2 separate regions of the Mus musculus genome follow, and region 1 is linked to region 2. Evidence: chromatin contacts called from ENCODE Hi-C or POLR2A ChIA-PET data. All regions are on one chromosome and are shown on one strand. Each heading gives the region's core, a stretch centred on a gene start or an enhancer-like site at or near the end of the contact. The rest is flanking DNA. Distances are from core to core; before and after follow the strand shown.

Region 1 (3,879 bases), core at 817-3,316, 35 kb after region 2:
CTGGCCTCGAATTTAGAAATCTGCCTGCTTCAGCCTCCCAAGTGCTGGGATTAAAAGCGTACGCCACCACGCCCGGCTGCCTGTTTATTTTTTAAATTAGTCTTTCTATGTAGTTCTGAGTCTCTGGAAACTTCCTATGTATATCAGGCTGGCTTTAATCTCAGAGTCAGAGATCCTCCTGCTTCTTCCTTCTAAGTGCTGGGATGAAAGGCATGCAGCACCACATCTGCCTCGTTTTGAAGAGGGAAAAAAAAAAGTCTGGCTATGTAGCTCTGACTGGCCTGGTTCTCATTATGTAGCCCAGGTTGTCCTGGAACTCACATCAATCCTACTGCCTCAGACTTGTGTTGGGATTACAGATTTGTGTTGATTAAATTTTCTAGAAATTTTGCAGGTAGTCTGTGTGGGTAAGGGAATTTGTTTTGATTCTAATCTTTCACCCTTTTCTATGAGATAGAAAACACCAAAGAGCAGAGAACTCATTAGCCTAGTAAAATTGCATGTGGAGCTCAACGATTTTACAAAAGCAACACTTGTTGCTCCCAGTACCTTGGACCAACCAGCAGAAACTTAAGTCATTTTAGGAGATCTAGAGCTGGGTGTGGTGGTGCACACCTTTAATCCCCAGACGCGGGAGGTTGGAGGATCTCTGTGTTTGAGCACCCGGGGTCAGGAGAATTTAAATCTCAATGGAAGGAATGTGGGTGGTGGTGGGGTAAAGGACGGAAAGATTCCACGGATTTCCCCACTCCCACTGAATGAAGCTGAAGGCTTGTCAATATTTGCTTTGACTTTTGTGACGGGCCTGCTTTGTAAGTCAGTGAGAGCTGGAACCGGAGCTGTCTTCTACCTCAGCCTTCTGAGTGCCGGGAAACAGGTGTGTACTACCGGGCTTAACTGACCCATAATTCTTGAAAAGGGGGATTTAAAATATGGGCTTCTCACAGGGAAAAGTTAGGTGCTGGTGGGTTGTTGAGAACAAGCGGCAGACTGGAGGTTGGAACCTAGGGCTTCAGTGTGCCAGGCAAATTCGCTAGTAGAGCCTGGCTCTGGGTGGCCCTATTATTCTTTGTTGTTATTTTTACTTTTTTTTTTTTTTTTTTTTTTTAAAGACAGGGTTTCATTATGTAGCTCTGATTGTCCTGGAACTCTTTTATCTGTCTGCCTAGCCAGTTTAAGTGTTGGGAGTAAAGGCGTGGGCCACTAGGTCCTGCTTCCCTGACCTTCTGTGCTTAAAGTTGAAACAATCTTGCGGGTTGTGGAGAGTGCTGAGAGGCACGTGAAACGATTTCAATGATTACCACGTTGTTTAAGGGTTTACTGTCGTTTCTGCCGCACCTGTGTATCCCAGGGCCACCGTCACCCCTCTACACCTGGGGTCCAATGGAAGTAAACCAATTCTAGGCAGTTGCCTCTGAGGAATCTCAAGGCTGAAGGGCGGTATTTTGAAATCTGCAAATCAATACCGCCCATTTCCAGGCCTTTGTTATGCACGCCATGGGTCTCCTTTAGCAACACTCCCCCCCTCCCCCCCGCTAAGAAATGTGCTGCCACTAGTCCCCACTCTCAGAAGCTGAGATGAAGTCAATTTCCTAAGGTCACAGACCAAAGCTTGAATGCGTGGCTTTTGAGGCACCTCCGACTTACTCATTGGGCTGGGGCTTAGAGGCAGAGAGCTAGGTTTAGCAAGTGGACCTCTAGAAAACAAAAACCCAACAACAGCAGCAGCAGCAAACAACAACAAAACAAGCCCAACAGCCTGCCATTCACTCTCAATCAAATGGTTTTGTGGGCTCCTTTGGGAAGCACTGGAGTTTTGCAAACTTGGTCGGCTGAGCAAGTAGCTGGAGTCAGGTGGAGTGGGGCACTAATTTACATCACCCATCTCTAGCCCCGGGCTGGAGGCGATACACACCCCCCGAGGTGCTCCGGGGGCGGGGGCGGGGGCGGGGGCGGGCAGCAGGCCATCGAGCAGCCCGGCGCGCCACCGCCCGTTGGATTGGCTCGAGCCTCTCCCGCCAGGCCTGCCCGGCTCCCGCGCGCCGCTGGGCCCGCCCCCCGCCGCCATCTTGGTCGTGGAGGAGCGGGCTGCACGCGTGAGTAAATAAGCGCGAGCCGGGAGCGGACGGCGGGCCCCGGGGCGGCGAGCTGCGGAGCGGACTTCCCGCGTGGGGGGTGAGGAGCGGGAGGCTCGGCTCGGCCCGGCCGGCGCCGCCTCTGCCCCCTCGCGGCCGTGCTGCCTGGGAAGCGGCGGCGGGAGCCGGGCAGGCGGGAGGCCGGCCTGCGAGCGCGCGGCCCGGCGTGCAGGTGAGGGCGCCGCGCGGGCCGTGCCACCGGTTACTGGGTGTCTTCCGGCCTCGCTGCAGGGTGGCGGCCGACATGACGGCCCCAGGTCGCAGCCCCCTGGAGCCGCTTCTGGAGACTTGGGAAGACCCCTCGGTGCCTCCGGGAGAGCAGACGGACGCCTACCTAACTCTGACCAGGTGAGGCGGGCCGGGGGGACGAGCCCGGGGCGGGAGCCGGGGCAGCCGTGGGGACCCGGCGGACGCGGGTAGTTCGGGGTGCACCGGGCCATTGCCTGCCGAGTGACGTTGCGGGGCGCAGCGGCGGCGTCCGAGGGCTTCTTCGGGGACGAGCGGTTCTGTATTTTTTTGTCTGGCCCGCAGACGGGAAAGCCTTTAAAGAAAAGTTTGGAGTCGAGAGGCGTTTGGAGAGCAGGGCTTTGCCCTGCGAACCTCGGACGCCGTGGGAAAGTTGGCGATCCGGAGTTAGTGGGTTTAGTTAGGGTCTTTGGCTCAGGCTCGCTCCAGTGCTCATCCCCCGACCCCGGCCTCGAACTTGTGGTTCTGCCGGAGTGGTTGAGATTACAGGTGCGCGAGTCAGCAAACCGGCCCCAGAATTGGCTTAAAAAAAAAAAAAAAAAAAGCAGAGCCAGGAACCCCGTTTTGACTTATTTGAAAGGCTTTAGAAAAATTTCTGAATTTTGTTAAACTTTCGTATTTTCTGAGTTAGAAAACATGATTAGGGAAAGGGATTCCCACTTTCTTTTCTCATGTAAAAATTACAAAAAAAGAAAAGAAAAAATACGTTTTCGAGGCCAAAAAGCTTTGAGGCAAGTTACCGCTTATATGTGGTCTAACTTAAAACATTTTTTCTCTATACCTTTAAACTTTTTAAAGAAAGAGGTTAATTCCAAGGGCTTGAAAGTCGTCTTTAAAAACTTAAAACAAAAAGCCAGTTACGAGTTAGAGTGCCTGCGGCTCCAGGTGTTGGATGGCTCTGGAACTGGAGTTACAGGTGGTTGTGAGCCACGATAGGGGTGCTGGGATTGAACACCAGTCTTCTGCCAGAGCCTCTCTGTGTTCTTACCCTGGATCATCTCTCCAGCCCTGAAAGTAATCCTTAAAGTGATGGCAATAACTTTTTGTTTGTTTGTTTATGCTTTCGACTAAGCTTATGTTCTATTTCCTTTAAAGTCGTATGACTGGAGAAGAAGGAAAAGAAGTCATTGCAGAAATCGAGAAAAACCTTTCTCGGCTGTACACGGTTTTAAAGGTCTGTGTTCCTTTCTTAATGACTTCGCACTGCCTCAGTCTGAACCCACTAGACTGAGCCCTTTGAAATCTTTTCTTAGCCTTCCAAATCTGGGATTCCAGGAGCAACTCTGACTAGCTTTCTGATAAAATGGTTTTTCACTGTGGATGGAGCATCATTATCCAGTGCATTGTTAATGCCCTGAATACAAAATATCATCAGTTATATTGATGAGATTATTATCTCAAGTGATTATATATGGTTCATCAGGTGCTCTCAGTTACCTTATGTGTCCTCTCACTTCAGTTCATGTATGTACCACTAAGCTACATCCATAGACCAAGT
Region 2 (4,088 bases), core at 544-3,043:
TCATTTTCGAACAAGTTCAATGGATCTAGGAAAGTTGGGCCATACTTGCATTAACTTCATCATCATCTACCTGTCACCAGAATGTTTGACTGGTGCCTTCTTTCCGCAACTTGTGAGCGATGGCAAAAGAACTCAGGAGAAGCACCAGCATGTATACAATAGGCAGAACTCACTACCAAGTACAGCACACCCTTGAGGGTGCGAGGGAGCCCGCTGTGGTGGCACAGATGCCCCGGTGGCACACACCTTTAATCTCAGCACTCAGGAGGCAGAGATAGAGGCAGAGGCAGGTTGACCTCTGGGAGTTCGAGCCCAACTTTATCTATATAGCCAAGTTCTAGGACAACCGGGGCTACATAGACGGAGATCCTATCGCCAAGAAAACAACAACAACAAAAGAAATAGTACACAATAGCCAAAAGGTTCAGAGATACTACTACCACAATCCGCATGGGGCTTTTGTTTTGTTTTGTTTTGTTTGCTTTTTGGCTTTTTTTTTTTTAACAGATGTTTTTTCTGAGAGGCTTTGTGGTGTTCAAATGATTGATGAGCCTGTTTGTGTGGATTCTGACAGGAAAGAGGATGGTATGGTATATCTTTGTGTCTGCCTGGTACTGATGATTGGACCTAGGATCTTACACATGTTATAGGCATGCTCTACCGCTGAGCTGTCTCCCCCCTCCCCCTCCCCGTACCCCTCCCCCTCTCCCTCTCCCACAGTCGGTCTCCTTTTCTTATTCTGAGACAGTCTCATTAAGTTGCCCAGAGTGACAGGCATGAGGACAGGCTGAGTGGGTGGGCACATAAGCATCTCTGGAAAGAGACCGTTTTGTAGGTCAGGCCTGCTGCAATTACAGTCCCGTACCATTGGGCCTGGCTGGTCTGTATCAGACAAGCCTCTTGCTACATAGTAATCTTGCTACATAGTAATCTTAAATTTCCTAGAGTCAGGCTTAGTTACCCATTAATGACTGACTTTCTAGGCAGTTCAGGATGCCATGTCTACCCCCAGAACCAGAAATATGACCGAAATCCTATTCTTCTGACCAGTAGTGAAGAGCTCCCGCCTATTTTCATGCAGGCTATGACTGTAAGGAGTCTAGCCATCCCACCCCCCACCCCCCACCCCGCAGGAGTCCTTCAAACCTGCTAGTATCTAACTACTTAAAATACGCCTTGTGTTAACATAGCGAAATATTTAGATAGTCCAAGAATGTCCTAAGACTCTCAAACTGGGTTCCTTTTCTCAAAACTGGTGTATTTACGGGGGGGGGGGGTCCTGTCTTGCTGGGTTTGCCAAGCTACATACACCTTTGTACCTTTGTTATAAATCTTCACAGACTTATTTGGCAATGTATAGCAAAAACTAAAGCGATACTATCACACTCAAGACCACGAAGATTAGGGTCAAGTCACAGACTCCCAAATTAACAATTCAAACAGGACCTTCAGGATTTCTCAGAGAATTCCGCTGGAGTTCGGCTTTTTTTTTTTTTTTTTTTTTACCGCTTCTTAATCTGCAACAAACGCCACAAACTTTCTAACTGAAAAGTGCTGGTGACTGACAGAAATAAACGAACTTGTTTCTGAGAAAGAGACTTTAAAACGTAGATGCTCATCCCCCGCCCTCCGTTCTGGTTGCCAATGCAAATGAGTCAGAGGGCTTGCTTCAGACACTGAACTAATTGTGTAACTCCGCAACGGAAAGTGCCATTGGAGAATACATGCTGACCTCACAGCCGAAAAAAACTATTTAAAAGATGTGGAAACCAGATGTTTCAGCCGCATTCCAGCCGCTGCTCTGAGAATTTCGTGTGGGCAGCCCCGACATTGTAACCGGCTCTGCAACCGAAGAGATGGTCGTCCTCCTTTGCTTATGCGTCTTGCTGTGGGAAGAGGCTCACGGATGGGGATTCAAGAACGGGATCTTTCATAACTCCATATGGCTTGGTAAGAAACTTCACTCGCGAGCTTCATGTTGGGAATATCGATCCATTGACATCATAGAGGACTGAATGGAAGGAGTGAAATTTTCTAGTGTGTTCAAAGCTGGTGTTTTCACAGAAAATACTTTAGAGAGACAGTGACTGGCATGCCATTAAACAAAGAAAGTTTTCTTTTAAAATTGAAGGCTATCCTTTTATACAATATATTGTTCAACAACAACAAAAAAGAGGTTAAGATGTGCTAACATTGTAAAAATATATTTCAAGATTTCAAAGCAGATATGGTCGCTGACTGGTGGGTATTTCTTTATGGAACTAAAACACTACTATAACGTTTTTGTTTTGTTTTCCCACTGCACTGGCAGTAAGGTTTTAGGTGAGATGATGCAGGCTGACCTGCAGCATCTCTGAGCTCTGTGGACTCTGAGCTACAGGGTACAGCTTAACTTTTCTGTCTTTCAACTGTTCTAACAAGGCTCGAGTGTGGCTGGTGCAGGAAAGAAGATGAAAATGCTTTGTCCTTTTTAGTACGTTCATCAGGTTTGGCTCTTTCTGTCATGGGAGTACGTTCCTAGACCTTTGGTTAAATGGGGAAAGTTCTTTTTGCTGTTTTTGTTAAGTGTAAGGAATGACTTGGGCTAAACGCTGAAGATGAACAAAAGACCAGCAAATGAATATTAACACAGAAAACTCAGAATTCCCATTATAGCACTCAGAACAACACTTGAATCCTTATCATTTAAGTTGGATGCTACATTTTGTTCATTATTGTATTTAGTAGAGAATTTTTTTGATTGCTTGTTGGAGGGATCATCTTATTCTTGTGCAGAATAAACAAAACAAACAAACAAACAAACAAAAAACAGACAAAGCAAAATCAACCTAGATCTTGGTTTTTTGCTTGCTAGGCAACACATGGCTGTAGACTATTTTTCCCTCTCAGCAGTATTCTCTGTGGTAGAAACTGCAGCCATGAGGATCTCATTAGCTGGATTTGAAATGCACAGCCCTGCCGCCTCTTTTTCCAACTTGAGCCGAAACTAGTCGCAGTGTGACCATTTGGTCAAGATGGGCTCTGAAATTTGGTAGACGTGTACATGCAATCCAACTGAGGTAATACAGACACATTCGTCAGAAATGGGGAAACACCATAAAGCTGGTAGGAATTGAAGTCATGTGGGGAGATCTTGAAAGGCTGTCAAATTCTCCTGGGTTGGGGTGATTTGAAGTCATTGTTTTTGTAATGTTTTGAATGTGTATGCTACAGAACTGTAAACCTGAGTAAAAAGCAGTTCTGCCCTGAAGGTGGAGTGAAGCGAGCCCAGCCTTTGTGAGGAGCACAGCACAGAGGCTTGAGACCCTGTCAAATGCTTCAATCTGGGACGAATTACTGACTAGTCAGCCCAGCACAAATTGGTTACAGTTGGTTGGGTCAATATAATATTAGAAACTGTTCAGGGAGAAAAGAGAGCTGGGTTCAAAGGGAAGGATCTGGTAACAACTGTGAAGAACAGGACGTTTGAACTCTGTGACTTCTAATTTCTTTAACGGCAACTCACCAAGAAAGGAACAGACTCACGAGAAATCAGTCAATGTGGGTCTCGAAACTGAACACTGAAGACAGAGATCAATTATTTTCTGTCTTCCTCCTGGATCTGCAAAAGGCATACTATAAGGTCCTGATAGGTGGCTACTGCTATCATTGTTCCCATTTTCTAGATGAAGAAACTGAGGCTCAAGTAGTGATGTCTGCAAGGTTACTTAACTCCTCCCCCCCCAAAAAAAAAGCAGCACAAGGCAGAGCCTACAGTCCACTGTTGTCATTTCCAAAAACAAAAACAAACAAAAAAAAACCCTTTTTTCAGTTTTAAAAATTAAATAGCAGAAGAGAAAAATGAATAAAATAGTTTTAGACACATGTATCTTTTAAAAGTTAGAGTTTTGTTGTATTAAGTTTTGTCATGATAGCAGAAAATTCTAAATCTATAAATATTTTTTTAAATAACAGATAATACTTTAAAATAATAATGGTCCTGATTTTGTACTTCTAGTTCTTGGCAGTTTCAGGCTGGCCTGGAATACACAGAAAAAAACTTGCCTCAAAATAAATTAACATTCAAAGTTAAAAAATACATACATAAA

Evidence for each region. A loop is a pair of places that touch in the nucleus more often than their neighbours do. ChIA-PET counts read pairs that join two places held with the same protein, here RNA polymerase II (POLR2A).
Region 1: a loop to region 2 is called in a map of left cerebral cortex, with 2.5 times the contacts of the local background. The contact joins the promoter of Rif1 here to the promoter of Tnfaip6 in region 2. A Hi-C loop is called at or near these places in 3 of 37 maps with a recorded cell type or tissue (heart and left cerebral cortex). POLR2A ChIA-PET finds 5 or more read pairs at or near these places in 4 of 5 experiments (Patski and embryonic stem cell).

The regions. Positions count from the first base shown.
Region 1 is chr2:52,070,771-52,074,649 of GRCm38, forward strand. It overlaps Rif1 (replication timing regulatory factor 1), which reads left to right and starts at 2,067. Exons shown (of 36, transcript NM_001355415.1): 1 at 2,067-2,096; 2 at 2,367-2,483; 3 at 3,477-3,555. The coding sequence starts at 2,380.
Region 2 is chr2:52,036,320-52,040,407 of GRCm38, forward strand. Tnfaip6 (tumor necrosis factor alpha induced protein 6) reads left to right here and starts at 1,794. Exons shown (of 6, transcript NM_009398.2): 1 at 1,794-1,950. The coding sequence starts at 1,857.